Linked DNA regions of Homo sapiens: region 1 is linked to region 2. Evidence: chromatin loops called from intact Hi-C (ENCODE). Cell type or tissue: IMR-90. All regions are shown on one strand.

Region 1 (8,000 bases), 48 kb before region 2:
TTGAAAGACTCTTCACTTATCACGCACTGGTCCCACAGTAGAGGACCTAGCGATGGACACGGGACACTGGGCAGGATTCAATTATGTTTCTCAGTTTGATCGAATGCTGCTGAGTCATTTTCTTTCTTTTTTTTTTTTTTTTTGCTTTGTCACCCAGACAGTGGGGTGACCACGACTCACCACAAACCTTGACCACCCAGGCTCAAGCAAATCTCCCCGTCTAGCCTCCTGAGTAGCCGGGGCAACAGTTGCATGCTATCACGCCTGGCTAGTTTTTTATTTTTTGTTTTTTGTACAGATGAGGTCTCACTATGTGGCCCAGGCTGGTGTTGAAATCCTGGGCTCAAGAAATCCTCCCACCTCAGCCTCCCAAGTGCTGGGATTACAGGCATGAGCCCCCATGCCCAGCCTCTGAATCATTTTCTTTAGGTTAGCAAACTATTCGGCCAGATCTTTTAAATACATGAATGCTTTATTGTTTTGTTTTCCTTTAACTCATTCTGTTCTCCACACTCATTTAAGGAGACAAGTCTGTTCATTTCTCCACCAGATACATTTTACTGTAGGATTTGGGAGTGACAAAGCCGCGAGTCATTTAAACAGCGGGGTTGCATGGCTCAGAAGAGTTGACTACTCACATAAGTCAGTGTATTGGCGGAGGAGGAAAAATACTCCTTTAAATACGAGTAATAAAACAATATTAAAAGTAGACCAGGCTGGACGCAGTGGCTCATGTCTGTAATCCCAGCACTTTGGGAGGCTGAGATGGGTAGATCACAAGGTCAGGAGTTTGAGACTAGCCTGACCAACATGGTGAAACCCCACGTCTACTAAAAATACAAAAATAGCCAGGCACGATGGCACGTGCCTGTAATCGCAGCTACTCAGGAGGCTGAGGCAGGAGAATCGCTTGAACCCAGGAGGCGGAGGTTGCAGTAAGCTGAGATCGCGCCATTGTACTGCAGCCTGGGTGACAGAGCAAGACTCCATCTCAGAAAAAAAAAAAAAAAAAAGTAGACCAAGGTTCCCCTCAAGCAACTGCTTTCATTCAAGTATGTTTTTCTTTCTCCTCGGAATGCTCCCTTAGTCACTCACTGGCTGTGCGAATCTGGGCAAACTGATTTTTCTGTCTGTGCCTCAGGTTCCTCTCTGTGACACAGGGAACGTGATCATGCCAACAACATCCTTTGCTGTGAACATCAAACAAACAAACACATGTGATGAAGTTACAACAGCCCCTAGCCCATAGGAGGAACTCAGATGTAAGTATTATTGTTTCAGTGTTCCCTTTGAAGATAAAAGACAAGCCCCAATACTCTGCAAGTTGTCTTGCTCTGTGCTGGACTTTCCACAAACCAGAGGATGTCAGAACAGTTTCCAGAATTTTCCATGCTAAAAAAGAATCATATGAAATTGTGGCAGGCCAGGTCTCACTAATGCAGGCCTCCGTAACAACAGTTTCAGTAGGCCTTTCCTGGGCCTTAAAGCATGACAAAATAATGAAGGAATTCTTAACAGGGCCCATTTAGGATTAAACAAGTTTTATTGGGGCCTGAAGGAACTGCCCAAACCTCCATGATTTAGCAGGAGACAAGATAAGGGTAATCACCCCGGAACCTGGACCATTTGGTGAAGTAAACTTACTGAGGCTCGAGAGGAAGGTCTTCAGGACTCAGATATTAGTTATAGACTAGAAGAAGTTTATCATCTGTGTCTTTAGATGAATGCTTAGAAGGTAGATAAGCTCTGGAAAACTTTGTAATTTTGAGTTTGTCTGGCAATAATTTCCAGGTCTTCTCCCTGTAACCGGTGGCAGAAAATAAAATCTCTCTTCCTCCCCAGTTCATCTGCATCTCATTATTGGGCTGAGAGAAATAGCCGCCTGCCCCTCAGTTTGGTCTGAGAACAAAACATCTGAAGCATGCGATTATTTTCGCAACACTTGTCTTCCGTTTCTGCCATAGCCTGTTAAAGGAGTTCTGCAATGTGTGGGGCCAAACTGCAGCTCAGAGAGTCTCCAGTCAAGAAGGAAGCTGGCCAGGAACTACTGGACGCTTGGAAATGTCCAGCCTGTCCCCAATTCCTGTTCCCCTGGGCAGCTGCCCCCGCCTTGCTGAGGGCTTGAGTCTCCTTTCTCCGACAGTAACATTTACCAATGCTAACATGTTTGTTTTCTCCTCTTTGGAGAAATGTTTGTGATAAATATGCAATATTGATTGCAGAGGTACTGATTGTGATGGCTTATTTAATATGTATTGTTCTGGAATGTAGATCAACTTCTATATTGAAAGGCAGAAATGTCTGAAGTGGTTTAATATTTACCCTGCTTTGCTGCTTTCAGATTGAATGCTTACATTTTTGGTTTCTTTTTCTTTTTTGAGGCAGAGTCTCGCTCTGTTGCCCAGGCTGGAGGGCAGTGGCGCCATCTTGGTTCACTGCAACCTCCACCTCCCAGGTTCAAGTGATTCTCGTGTCTCAGCCTTCTGAGCAGCTGGGACCACAGGTGGGCGCCACCACACCCGGCTCATGTTTGTATTTTTAGTAGAGACGGGGTTTCGCCATGTTGACCAGGCTGGTCTCCAACTCCTGGGCCTCAATCAACCCACCTGCCTCGGCCTCTCAAAGTGCTGAGATTACAGGAGTCAGCCACCACACCCAGCCCTGAACTTTTACTTTTAATTATTCCAGAGACAGTAACAATCAAGATATACCAATTGTGGCTCAAAGTGAGAAGTGAGAATTCTAGCTAAAATTGTAAGAAAAAAAAAAACCAAACTGTAACAACCAACCTACCAGATAAAGAAGAGAGCCAGGATTTTTAATTTTAAAATTTCTCAGAAATGTTATAGAAATGTATCATTGTATTAAATGCAAGCTGTATTGATCAGATTTGTGAAAATTCAGTTTTCTTTCCTAGTTTTCTTACAGCCCTGGGATTTAAATGACTTTTCCAGAAAAAAAAAACCAAACCAGAATAATCCATAATTTGTAAGGAGAAAATCAAGACTGGATAATTATTTTACTTTTGAAATTTTTTTCTTGATTATAGTTTAAAAGGTAGATTGGAGTCTGCAGGTACCATAAGACTGAATTTACAAGGATTTGTTCATTGTTTTCAGAGAATGAAATCTGTATTCAGCATTTCAGACACTAGAGGGAAGCGTTTGACTGACTTAAGGCTCCTCCAGTTCAAGAGGAGAGAGAGAGGGAGAGAGAAACTCAAATGCTCCTCTGCGATAATGTCCATTTTTTTGTTGTTGTTTTCCCTGATTTTCTCTCCCTTTTTTCTTTCCCTCCCTCCTTCCTCACTTCCTTCTTTTATTTTGTCTTTCTGTTTTCTTATAAAGGCAATCTTCTTAAGAGCTCAAATGAACATTCATATTTTATGCATTTAGAGAACAAAGAGGCCATGAGGTGTGTTCTCACTGTAATGGACACCAATCACGGTGTGAAATCACGGCACCTGGTTTTGGTCCTTAAACACCATTTGAAACCTTTGTTAGGTCAGTGGATATTAATTTCTGGGGCTATGTTTCCTCTCCATTTTTCCTGGGTTCTTTATTCCACCTGGAAGACGTTTCCCTCTGAAGTTGCTGGAGAGCAGAAGCAGGCCTGAAGCTCATCCTTCTAGGGAGCCTGCTGAGACTGTGACCGAAGTGTGAGTTCGTCACGGTCCTCACAGTCTTCATGGTCCTCACAGTCCTCCCTGGCTGCAGTGCGGTAACCGCACCCTGGCCCTTGGTGGACCAGGCAAAGAGGCGCCCTAGTCGACAGGGAGGAAGGCTATGGGCTCCTGCACTTTTTTTCTTTTCTTTTCTTTCTTCTTTCTTTCTTTCTTTCTTTCTTTCTTTCTTTCTTTCTTTCTTTCTTTCTTTCTTTCTTTCTTTCTTTCTTTCTTTCTTTTTCTTTTTTTTTTAAGACAGGATCTCACTCTGTTTCCCAGTCTGGAGTGCAGTGGTGCAATCATGGATCACTGCAGCCTTGACCTCCTGGGCTCAAGCAATCCTCCTGTCTCAGCCTCCCGAGTAGCTAGGACTATAGGCAAACATTACCATCTGTAGATAATTTTTAAAATTGTTTTTTGTAGAGACAGGGTCTTCATATGTTGCCCAGCTTGGTCTCGAGCTCCTGGCCTCAAGGGACCCTCCCACCCCAGCCTCCCAAAGCATGGGTATCATAGACATGAACCATCAAGCCCAGCCTCCAGCACTTTTTAAAAACTTTAAAATAGAATTAATAACAGTGGTTACTTTATGGGGTTTTGAGGATCCTATGATCATGGCATCTGGCATACAGGAAGTACTCAACGTTTATTACTTATTCTTGTTTTAAGTTCTAGTTATTTTAAAATCTCTTATTTCTTGTTAAAAACAGGTTGGAATTATTGCACTATATTGCACTATAATAATAATGATAATAATAATATTGTAACTGGTAATCCTTAAAATCTTCCTCCTAGACCATATAAACTGCTAAATGTTGAGAACTATGATTCTTGTTTGACATGTAGGGGAGTCACCTAATCCATACATTAAGGAATAAGAAATATCTTTTCAAGTATTCCTGTATTCAACTTAAAATAATATCTCCATCCCACGGAATTGTATTTTCACCTTCTTGATTGCCAACAAAAGAATGCTATAGCATAGAATATATTTTGTAATATTCTTTGATTTAGAGTTTCAGATTTCTGACCCACGGAAAGGCAAGATATTCTAATTCTGCACTGCCCAGTAGGGTGGCCTCTAGCCACATGTGGCCACTGAGATCCTGCAGTGTGGCCTGTCCAAGCTGAACCGAACTCTTGGTGGGAAATGCTCACCAGATTTGAAGACTTTGTATGACAGAATGAACAGAAATATCTTGACATTTTTGTCTCAGGTATATGTTAAAATAATATTTCACATATTGGGCTTAAAATATATTATTATTATTATTATTATTATTATTATTATTATTATTATTATTATTTTGAGACCAAGTCTTACTCTGTTCACAGGCTGGAGTGCTGTGGTGCAATCTTGGCTCACTGAAACCTCCGACTCCCTGGTTCAAGCAATTCTCCCTCCTCAGCCTCCTGAGTAGCTAGGACTACAGGCATGTGCCACTACGCCCAGATAATTTTTGTATTTTTAGTAGAGACGGAGTTTCACCATGTTGGCCAGGATGATCTTGATTTCCTGACCTCGTGATCTACCCACCTCAGCCTTGCAAAGTGCTGGGATTACAGGCGTGAGCCACTGTGCCCGGCCTTAAAAATATATTATTAAAATTGCTTCTATCTGTTTCTACTTAATATGCTTTAGAAAATTTAAAATGGCATCTGTGGCTTGCATTGTATTTCCATTGCAGTGCTCTCCTAACTAATTTTGTACATCAGAAAATTCAAACTATTACTTATTATAGCCTAATATTTTATTTTATTTTATTTTTTGGTTACAGGATCTTGCTCTATCACCTGGGCTGGAGTGCAGTGGCATGATCGCGGCTCACTGAAGCCTCATCCTCCTGGGCTCAGGTGATCCTCCTACCTCAGCCTCCCAAGTAGCTGAGACCACAGGCATGTGACACCACACCCAGCTAAGTTTTGCATTTTTTGTAGAGATGGGTTTTCACCACGTTGCCCAGGCTGGTCTTGAACTCCAAAGCTCAAGCCATCCTTCTGCCTCAGCCTCCCAAAGTTTTGGAATTACAGGTGTGAGCCACAGCATCTGGCCAATCTTAATATTTTAAAAAGTCAAACAAACTGATGGAGAAAAACAGGTTGAGGATGCATTCACTTGAGAGTTATTTATTAATTATCAATTATTATTATTATTATTATTATTATTATTATTATTATTATTGTTATTTTTTGAGATGGAATTTTGCACTTGTTGCCCAGGCTGGAGTGCAATGGCGCCATCTTGGTTCACCACAACCTCAGCCTCCTGAGTTCAAGCAATTCTCCTGCCTCAGCCTCCCGAGTAGCTGGGATTACAGGCGCCCACCACCACACCCAGCTAATTTTGTATTTTTAGTAGAGACGGGGTCTCTCCATGTTGGTCAGGCTGGTCTTGAACTCCTGACCTCAAGTGTTCCACCCCCCTCGGCCTTCCAAAGTGCTGGGATTATAGGCATGAGACACCGCGCCTGGCGAGAGGTATTTAAAAGGGGTCCACCCAGCAGGCCCTACCCATCCCTTCTCATTTGCTCTTCCTGTAGGTTTGATGACCTCTGAATAATTTGTCTTTTCGGAAAAGTGGCAAGTAAAGCCCTTTTTTTCCTTCTTCCTTACTTTCTTGGAAAAGCCGAGTGTGAATATGAATTATCAGCAAACTCATCAAACTTGGATGAAGGAAGGTGCTGGATTCTATCTGCGAGGGTTCCTGGGGTCCGATTTCGTGGCGTGGTTCTGGTCAGTGCAGGAGCGTGTGCTCTGCTGAGGGATCACGGAGGCCTCCTCGTAGTCAGGGCTCTCTGCTCCCACATGAGCTCATTGAGGCCCATCTCCCTAAAACATTTCTGCATTTACTCCTTAAATAAACACATTGCATTGCAGGCTGGGGAATGCCACACCATATTCTTCCCTTAAAATGTCAGAAAATGTCTGTGCTTTATAAAAATTCATTCTCATGTTAGCAAGCTTTACCCCTCATTCTCAGGGTGATGAAATCAGTGGAGATGGATGATATTATCCTGAGTTTTTTCTTCTTCTTGTATTTTAATGAGCTTCGTTGCTCTGCTCTCTCAGTTTATTAGAGATCACCCACTGCCGTGAGCCCAGGAGTTCAGCCGCCTTCTGTGGCTACCCAAGGACCCCCATTTCCATGTGATTCTAATCTTGCAATTCTCTTCTTCATTACATTCTTGCCATGCTGGCTTTTGTAAGATTCTAGAAAGCATTTTACAATACACAGGGCAGGAAAGGCATCATTTATAATACATGGTAGTTACTCGTCTTTTATTTATAAATCATTTTGCTTGGAAGGCTTTTATTTCTATGCAGGCAGTGAATCCTCAATTTTGTTTAAACGAATTCACTGCTTCCTCTTTATTCCTACTTTTTTTTTTAACATAACTCCAATATCTTCATAATAAATAATAAAATAATTACTTCTGTCTCGGGTGTCTGCACAACCTCCAAATACATTCTCAGCCTGGGCTCATATGACATTGGCTGTGATGTGGTCAATTAATCTTGGGGGTCTATAGCGTGCTGGTCATTCTGTCCTGATTGTATCCAAACTGACTATGAAGATGACCAAAATAACTGAGTGATCCTGCCCACTTAAGAATGCTTCAATTGCTGGGCACATTTTGGACCTAAAAAAAACAAAGTAATTACTATTTTCAAAGAGCTGGATTTCCAAGGCCTGCTGCCTATCTGTAGATTAAAAGAAAATGGCCCCAGGTCACCGGGTGCTGTAACCGGAGGACACTGGAATTGGAATCTGAGGCCTCCTACATTGACCTTGACCACTTTACTTGGTTTTTCTGAGCCTCAACCCTCAAATATAAAACAGGGGTAATAATAGTACTTAAGGGCTCACATGGTCATGAGGATTCGATGCAGTTATGTTGGAAAATATCAATTTGAAAATGGCACAGCAGTGTGCAATATCATTTCTCTTTTATTATTTACATTGCTTTACAAGCAATTGCGATCTTAACCCTGGCCATCCTTCCATAACACTTTGTCAGGGAAACTTCAGCTTTGTTAATCAAAGAATGAAAGGAAGGGAAGTGGCTGAATCATGCCGACAGATCAGTAAGCCCAGATATTTCTCTCCCTGGGTCCTACCAGGGTATGATTCTTCAACAAATTTTCAAAGCACATTCAAATTTCCCAGGCCAGCACAGAGACAGCAGTGTGTTTGCTGGCTTGCAGATTTCCTGGTGCTTTGCTACTGGCACTGTGGCTCGTTAGTCCAGGGGGCTCCTCCTTCCACCCCAGGATTTAATTCTGGGTGGCTTTCCCGGGCAGGGGTGGGGAGCGTCCGGGGAGGGATGGGCGTCCA
Region 2 (8,000 bases):
CAGCCAGCTTGTCCTGGACATCGGCTAACGTCTCATGCATGGGGTGTGCTGGCCCGGAGGCCAAAGCTGGTCAGGGCAGGAAGCTGGCTCAGAAGGTCGGTGCCAATTAATGATACAAAACATTGCAGAGGCCCGAGGATTCAGCGGGCTTGGCTAAATCCCTTGTTTGGCCTGCTTGCTGTTTCTGTTTTATCCTGCTGACCAAGAGCTGTGTGACACCCTTAGACAATAGTCACATATTTTCTTTTCATGTAAAAATAGTAAGTAGAAATTTCATATAGAAAATAAGAATTACGTGTACATTAATCTTTATGCCTATAAGATACTGTGACAAATGAAAAGAGAAACAAAAATAAAATACACATTTTCTGGGAAGGCAAATTTTATGTTTAGTGGACGTGCTGTTAAATATTTATCGTTTGTGATCAGTTTTAAGGGAGATAAAATCCGAAATAGTGTTTTTGAGGACAATAGTGGAGGCTAGTTCTGTATCACTGATTTGGAAACAGACACTAAGAGTTCATCCATCCCGGGTTAATGGCTGTTTGGAATGCCTTTGTAGAGCACGCTAAGATATATAAATGACACAGTCTCAACCCTTTGGTAGATTCAGCATCTCTCCTGTGGTAATCTGTGATACTAGACAGAAAGCACGCTGATAAGCTTCACGAGACAGATGGGCTCCTGTTCCCAGTTAGGTGATGGCCTCCTTCTGTGGGATCACCCATTCCCACAGGGTGACATGTGACTTCCAATGGCTCCTCACAAGGAGAGTCCCTAGTCCCCATCCCGTTGATGTGTATCTACATTCCCTCCCATTGATTCCCATCCCAGCAGCCACGTGACATCTTTGGCTAGTGGAACCTAGTGGACGTGCCCTGTGCCACCTCCCAGCAGAAGGTTTGGAGTCCTTGCCTTGATTCTTCGATCTGCCATGAGAGTGGTCCTGCTGACCCAGGGGCTGGCCTTTCAGCCAGGCCTTGATAAGAGAATCCGACAGGTAGACCTGAAGCCAGTCCTCAGCACCAAGGACCAAGAGCAAGAAATGAACGTGTCTTATGAGCCACTGAGATTGTGAGCTTGTTTGCTTAAGCTAGCTGATGTATCGAGGCAGTACCAATAGCGAAAACAACATGGTTAGTAATGTCAAGACCGAAGGACTCCTCTTACTGGTCACAGATTTAGGAAACTATTGTTACTGAAATTTCATCTCCCAACCTCATTCCCATCTGAATTTACTACATCCCTAGGAGAGACTGTGATTTTCTGGGTCCCATAGGCCCCACTGAACTAGTAGCTGAGGATCAAGCAGGGCCATGATGATTTGTCCCAGTGACATAACAGCAACTGATTCCACAAGCAGCATAATTAAATAGTAAAAATGTTCGGTAAAGAATGTAAGTGCTAACTCTTAAATGTTACCCCTTTCAGCACCAGCAGTCCTCCTAATTATTGACATAGGTGTGTATTAGTCATTTTCACACTGCTCTGAAGAAATGCCTGAGCCTGGGTAATTTACAAAGAAGAAGAGGTTCAATGGACTCACATTCCACATAGCTGGGGAGGCCTCACAATCGTGGCAGAAGGTGAAGGAGGAGCAAAGGCACGTCTTACATGGTGGCGGGCAAGAGACTGTGTGCAGGGGAACTGCCCTTTATAAAACCACCAGATCTCATGAGAGTTATTCACTACCATGAGAACAGCACAGGAAAACCCTCCCTCATGACTCAAGTACCTCCCATTGGGTCCCTCCTATGACATGTGAGGATTATGACACTTGAAGATGAGATTTGGGTGGGGACACAGCCGAACCATATCAAGGGGTTTATGGTCTGTATTCCTGTGAGCACATGAAATGCGACCCTCTCTAAGGTGGGCGCCCTGCCTTCTCTGCTCCATGTCCTGACTGTGGACCAGAGCCTGGTGCGTAGTAAATGTTCATTTAATTTGTGTCGTCTGACCAAAGACCTGGCCCACAGTGGCCCTGGAGATGCTGGCACCAGAAACAGTGCTGGGAAGCCTCTGTTGAGTTGCTTTGCTCAGAATAGCAAAGGGATAGAGCCCATATGTACCCAGGGAATTTTCCAGCACTTTCTTTTTTTTTTTTTTTTTTTTTTTTGAGACGGAGTCTCGCTGTGTCGCTCAGGCTGGAGTGCAGTGGTGCAATCTCAGCTCACTGCAAGCTCTGCCTCCCGGGTTCATGCCATTCTACTGCCTCAGCCTCTCGAGCAGCTGGGACTATAGGTGCCTGTCACCACTCCCGGCTAATTTTTTTGTATTTTTAGTAGAGACGGGGTTTCACTGTGTTAGCCAGGATGGTCTCAATCTCCTGACCTCGTGATCTGCCCGCCTCGGCCTCCCAAAGTGCTGGGATTACAGTCCTGAGACATCGCGCCCGGCTGGATGTGCATTTTATTTGCTCTTTCTGTCTGCGTGTTTTTAAGGAGTTAGTTTTGGGATCCCTATGAACTCACACAGTCAATTAAAACAGGTAAAATAGTATAGCTTTGATGAAGATACACAGTACATACTCTTCTAGTCCAGGCACTATTCTTCCGTATTTAGAAATCTCCTTCCTTCCTTTATTTCTTTAGCCTTTCCTTTAATTTTTTTTTTTTTTGAGAAAAGTACTCCGCATATTCATGTGTGCATTCAGAAACATACATTGGTAAATGGCACCTGCAGGGAAGTATTTGACAATCAATGGGCTAATATATAATTCAAGAGTTTTCTTTTCCTTTATTTTTCAATTAATGTCAGCATCAGTTCATTTCAAATTAATGAATACCACAGGAAAAATAGGACCTCAGAAGAGGTAAGAATGTAACAAAAGTCAGAGGCAAACAAGATTCCCACAATTGATCATCCAATATTTTTATCTCTAATCTTTTAGAAGTGACTATTTTTATGTCTAATGAACACTCACTATGTTTACGTCCAGTGCACATTAACCATTTGTTCGGTCTTATTCTAAAAATGTTGAACTCTTTCCTTTTCTTTCTAGATTTCTTTGGGGGCAAGCTAATATAATTTTTTCATTGTCTTACAGAGGTATAAGGAGTTGGTTTCTTTCTCCTGCCCCCTCATTTCTGCAGCCCTGCTGTAATCAGCCAGCCCACAGTAAATGGAGCCCGCACTCCAAATGAGGTCTCACACAGAGCAGGAATGATTTTCACTGGCTAATTTAAGATACCTCCATTTATGCTTGACAGGAAGGCATTTTGTCCTGTCTATTCAAGATTCTTTTTAACAGCACACGAACTTTGAGAAATGTATCCCTTCTATAGCATCCCTTTAACTCATTTTAAAAATGTGCATTCATATGAAGAGATTTTGCATTTGTGGCATACATTTGTGAATGCCTATATTTATACGGACAGATAAAAAATTTATTTGTATACAAAATACACATAAAATTTGCCAACACACTCACCCGCATTCCACAGCCTCTCTTCACATCGGATGCTGCATAAAAGAGTTCACGTTTCAAGGATGCAAAATGCATGAGGCTACTTTTCAGAGAGCTCTCAGGCCAGGAAAACTAGGCTGCATCCAGGAACACTGGGCACAGCTGGAGATTGATGGTGTAAATACCAATTCAGACCCTAAACTGCTGACCACCGCCTCTCGGAGAGCTCAGGCCAGCCTTCCAAGTGTCTCTGCATGTCTCCATGTGTCATTAATCCATTGCTCAATGCCACGAAAATGCATCTGATGACTTTTTTTTTTTTCCCCTGGCAAACAGTTCCATTGAGTAGGCAGGTGGGAGTACTTTTAGCGTTTGCTGGTTAGTCTCTCCAACTTGATTGCTTTAGGCTAATCCCATTTTAAAGACCTGTGGAAAGTGCTTTGGGCTTGTGAATGAAATTTAATTCTATGCTTCCAACAGGAGGAAAGGCACTGGCCTGGTTTAGGGGCTGCACCTCTGTGGGCTTTCTCCTCTCTCCTCCCCACCCCTCACTCTGCTATCCCCTCGCTTCCCTGAAAGCACACAACTCACCCAAAACTGACCTGTCCAAACAACAAACAGCTTACAGTAGCTGGCCTGGAAAGATCTTGGAAATCCAATTTGCGTGTGATTATTTAATTCCTACTCCAGCCCCCCATTCAGAGACTGGAATGACGTGTCAGGAATTCATTTACATCCTGATTCTTATTCACTCTCATGCCTCCATTTTTGGACTTCAGGCGTTGCAGAAACAATTCCAATCTTGCAAAATGATTTTAATTTGATGGACGTTTTAGTGTTAATTCAGGTGTGATGAATTACTAATTTGAAACATCATTTTTTTTTTCAGTGAAACTGTATTGAAGAGGAGCCCAGACCTAGCTATTAATGGCTTCTCTGGCTAAACTTGTGAAATCATGGGAGACCAAAGCCATTCAGAATCATTTCTTTCTTTTTTCTTTTCTTTTTTTCCCTTCGCAATAAGCATGCTTCATTTTTCTAAACAGAACAAAAAGAGATACCTAGAGAGTTGAGAAAGGATTTTTCAGAGTGAGGTGCTGGGTGGTTTCTGGGAACATGGTTTTCCTCACTTCAGTGTTGGAAGGAAGATGTTTAATGAACCCTCTTCCTCTCAGCAGAGGTATCTCCAGACATCCAGGTGAAGGCAGATTTGGGGCCTATCAATTTAAGGCAGTTCACAGAGAAAATGTTTTCCCTTGATTTAATGTTTCCGGATGTGAACTGTAGGGCAGCTGATTCAAATCAGAGAAAATTTCTAGTCCGCCTTCTCGGAGGACTTTGCAGGTCCAGGGGGGTTAGATGCACCTGTTGGTCGTCAGCGTGGATCAGACCTGAGTTTTGACGATACACTGGCTCCCCCTGCTGGTTGCCTCTTGGATTCTCCATAGCTGAAACTGTTAACTGCCTGCTGTTCCTTCTCACCCCAGGACGTGAGAGAGCTTTCGGTTCCCTCCCCACAAGGCGAGTGTGCATCTTCCACTGCACCCCAAAGCTGCTGCCTGCTTCTCCTCTGTTTTCATAACCTGGGATGCCTTCCTCTGAGGTCTGCTTCACAAGAATGGATTCATCACTTCAATTTGCAAAGTCACAGTTGGGTGGACATTCCGGTCAAGAATTCCAGGCGGAGGCCCTCTGTCTTTGACAGCTGGCTCTAGGGTTTAGCTGTTTAGGTTTTTTTGCTCATGACTACTGGGATCTGCTCTGCTCAGGAACGATCCTCCCATAATGTGGACGTGGCCGAGGGCTTGGGTGGAACCTTGCAGTGGCGTCAGGGGCTTGCCCTCCAGGGACCCCACTCAGTGGGGCCTCTTACCATCTATTGACCAGGCTGTTTTTACAGAGGCACAGGGAGAGAGGCTAATGGGCAGAAGACGGACAGTAATGCCGACGGTTTTTGTCGGTAGCAATGCAAATGAATTTTGTCTGGTAGAGATACAATTGATTTCCTTTCTATAAGAAAGTGTAACCACAAGCATCATTTTGTTATTGGCCTGGAGGACATTTAGCAGCTTTATGCCTATTAGCAAGTTCATTCCAGATTCCAACCGCCTATGCGCACCTTGCGCTCCACGTGTGCTGTTGAACAAGTCGATATCTTATGTCTCCCTCCTTTATTGATGAGTTAAACATGCTCTTTGACATGTGTTGAATTTATTTTTACATGGAAGTCATATACATCTAGCCTACCCTGTCACTCCGCAAACTCAGGACATGCCTTTGGCCATATAGTCTCTGTTTTTCGATTAATCTCTGAACTTCTCAGTACCTCAAGGGCGTGAAGCACAGCCTCTCCCTTCAGAGCCTTTTTATCTCTGTGTTAGTCAGGGTTCTCCAGAGAAACAGAAGCAACAAGATAAATAGATAAGTGGATAGGCAGATGACAGATAGAGAGACAGATAGACAGATGGAAAGACAAACAACAGATAGACAGACGGAGAGACAAGCAACAGATAGACAGATGGAGAGACAAACAACAGATAGACAACAGATAGACAGATAGATGACAGACCGATAGATACATAACGGACAGGGATAAATAGATAGATGGACAGACAGACAGACAGGAATTTATAGAAGAGGTTTATTAAGAGGAATTGGCTTATGCGATTGTGGAGGCTGGGAAGACCCACATGTTCCCTCCTGCACGCTGGAGACCTGGGAGAGCTGATGATGTCAGTCCCAGTCTGCATCTGAGGCCTGAGAACCAGGAACTCAGATGTCCCAGGGCAGGAGAGGATGTCTCAGCTGAAACAGAGGAAATCTGCCCTCCCTTCACTTTCTGGTCTATTCAAGCCCTCGGGGGACAGGTTGATGTTGCCCACATGGGTGAGGGTGGAGCCTTTTCACTCAGTCCACTGGTTCACATGCTCACCTCTTCCAGAAATGCCCTCACCGCCCTCCCAAGAAATCATCCTTTACCAGCTACCTGTATACCCCTTAGCCTGGTCAAGACAATACATAAAATAAACCATGGCACCTTCCCCATCTTTGCAACGACTCTTCTGAGGTCCTGTGGGCTTATGTACCACAAGCCAGGAGAGAATTTGTGCCCTAGGATGGACAGGCGGTGTCGAGTGGAGGCTCGATCCTGCAGCCTGCGGTACACCATGGCCCCCAGGTCCTGGGCACACATGTCCGAGGGAAGCTACTCTGCTTCCACCAAGCCTGCAAGCTCAGGGGTCTGCCAAGTTGCTCCTGCTGGCACCTGTTCTGATGGGCACAGGCGGGTTCCATCACAGCCTGTTTCATCCACCTAACTCTGCTCTCCTCTCCTTTCTAGCAGCCATCAAAGGACATGTTGCTTTCCCTTTACTTGCTCAAGAGCAATTTCATTCCACTTTTCTAGGTAATTGTGGCTGTTGTCCCGCGGTTGTATTTCTAAGGTGCAGCAACAACCCTGCTGGCTCCAAGGTGACTTTTCCACCGAGGATAAAACGAGGAAGCTGGTTGACACTTTGTTCCCTAAAATACAAGAAACAAAACGTCCATTTAATTGTCGTGGGCACTCTACTCTGGAGGACACCCTGATCAGAAACTTCGCGTGACTACAAATCTTAGGCTTTGCAGTACCCACAGGCTGTAAAATGAACAGGTTCGTTTCAGTGGCTCAGAGGCAGTCAATACCATGTGTAGGCCTGGGAGGCCTCCCTCAGCTGTCCCCTGCCTTTGTGACTCCATAGCTCCTTGAGACAGAAACATCGATGTATGCAGCATGAGGTTCTGCTCCAAACGAAGAACACGCACCCCCTTAGAGTTCAGCAGACACTTCAGTGCACAGCAAGGAAACTGAGGCTCAGAGAACCAGTGGCTCCCTCACCCAGGTCATCAGAGGCAGAGCCAGGGCAAGATCTCTGTCTCCTTGGCTCCCGTCTCACAGTTCTGGGCCAGTTGGGCCCTTGCAAACTGGGCTTCCTGCCAGCCACGGCACTTCCTGATGAACAGGATGCATTAGCTCAGAGAGCCTATTTATCTTGGTTTTGCCCAGAGCAAGCCCTCGCTATGGCTGTTTCTGAATCTTCTGGGAGTTCGGGTGGATTTGTGGTCAGGGCTGAGGAGCTCTCTTGTTGATCCTTCGTTGGAAGTGGGAACTCCTGCATTTCTGTCTCAGAGTTCGATTACATACCTTGTTGAGTCACGAGTTCCCATCTACAGATGAGGAACCTGAGTTCAGCACCTGAGATCTACCAGCAGCTAAGGGGCTAGAGGGTGCTGGAACCCAGGACTCGTCAGCTCTTCTTGAAAGCGCACTGAATTCACATGGACGTTTAGTAATTTTAAAGTTCTTTTCAACTGGAGTCTAGAGTGTTTGTGTCCTTTGCACTTAATACTTAGGGCTTTGAATGACTCATCTTCCAAAAGATCTTTCTTTCCCCGAAAGCCAAGAGGAGGGCCTGTGTGAATAAGGACCAATCATCTCGTTGGGCATGAATATTGCTACTGAAAACTAATGTTTTCATGCTAATACCATGGAAGAGAAGAACACCAGTTTGGAATTTGGGGAACTGGATTTTTACTTTAAGTATTATTAGAA

The links. A loop is a pair of places that touch in the nucleus more often than their neighbours do. Peaks named below come from ENCODE experiments on the same cell type or tissue, not always from the same donor. Only the 100,000 strongest peaks of a DNase experiment are listed, where the experiment ranks them.
Region 1: it touches region 2 in a loop (7-fold over the local background); 21 of 110 quality-filtered maps call a loop at or near these places.

Annotation. Positions count from the first base shown.
Region 1 is chr10:2,973,451-2,981,450 of GRCh38, reverse strand. LOC105376352 (a long non-coding RNA gene) reads left to right here. Exons shown (of 4, transcript XR_001747271.2): 3 at 4,679-4,881; 4 at 5,000-5,101. Among named protein-coding and RNA genes, the nearest start is that of PFKP-DT, 89 kb to the left of the region's middle. In IMR-90, a CTCF peak has its summit at 3,161 (motif pointing right); DNase peaks (open chromatin) are centred at 560 and 3,170; H3K27ac peaks cover 803 bases.
Region 2 is chr10:2,925,272-2,933,271 of GRCh38, reverse strand. No RefSeq gene overlaps it. Among named protein-coding and RNA genes, the nearest start is that of PFKP-DT, 140 kb to the left of the region's middle. RefSeq lists an enhancer at 3,323-3,892. In IMR-90, a CTCF peak has its summit at 4,836 (motif pointing left); a DNase peak (open chromatin) is centred at 4,821; H3K27me3 peaks cover 222 bases.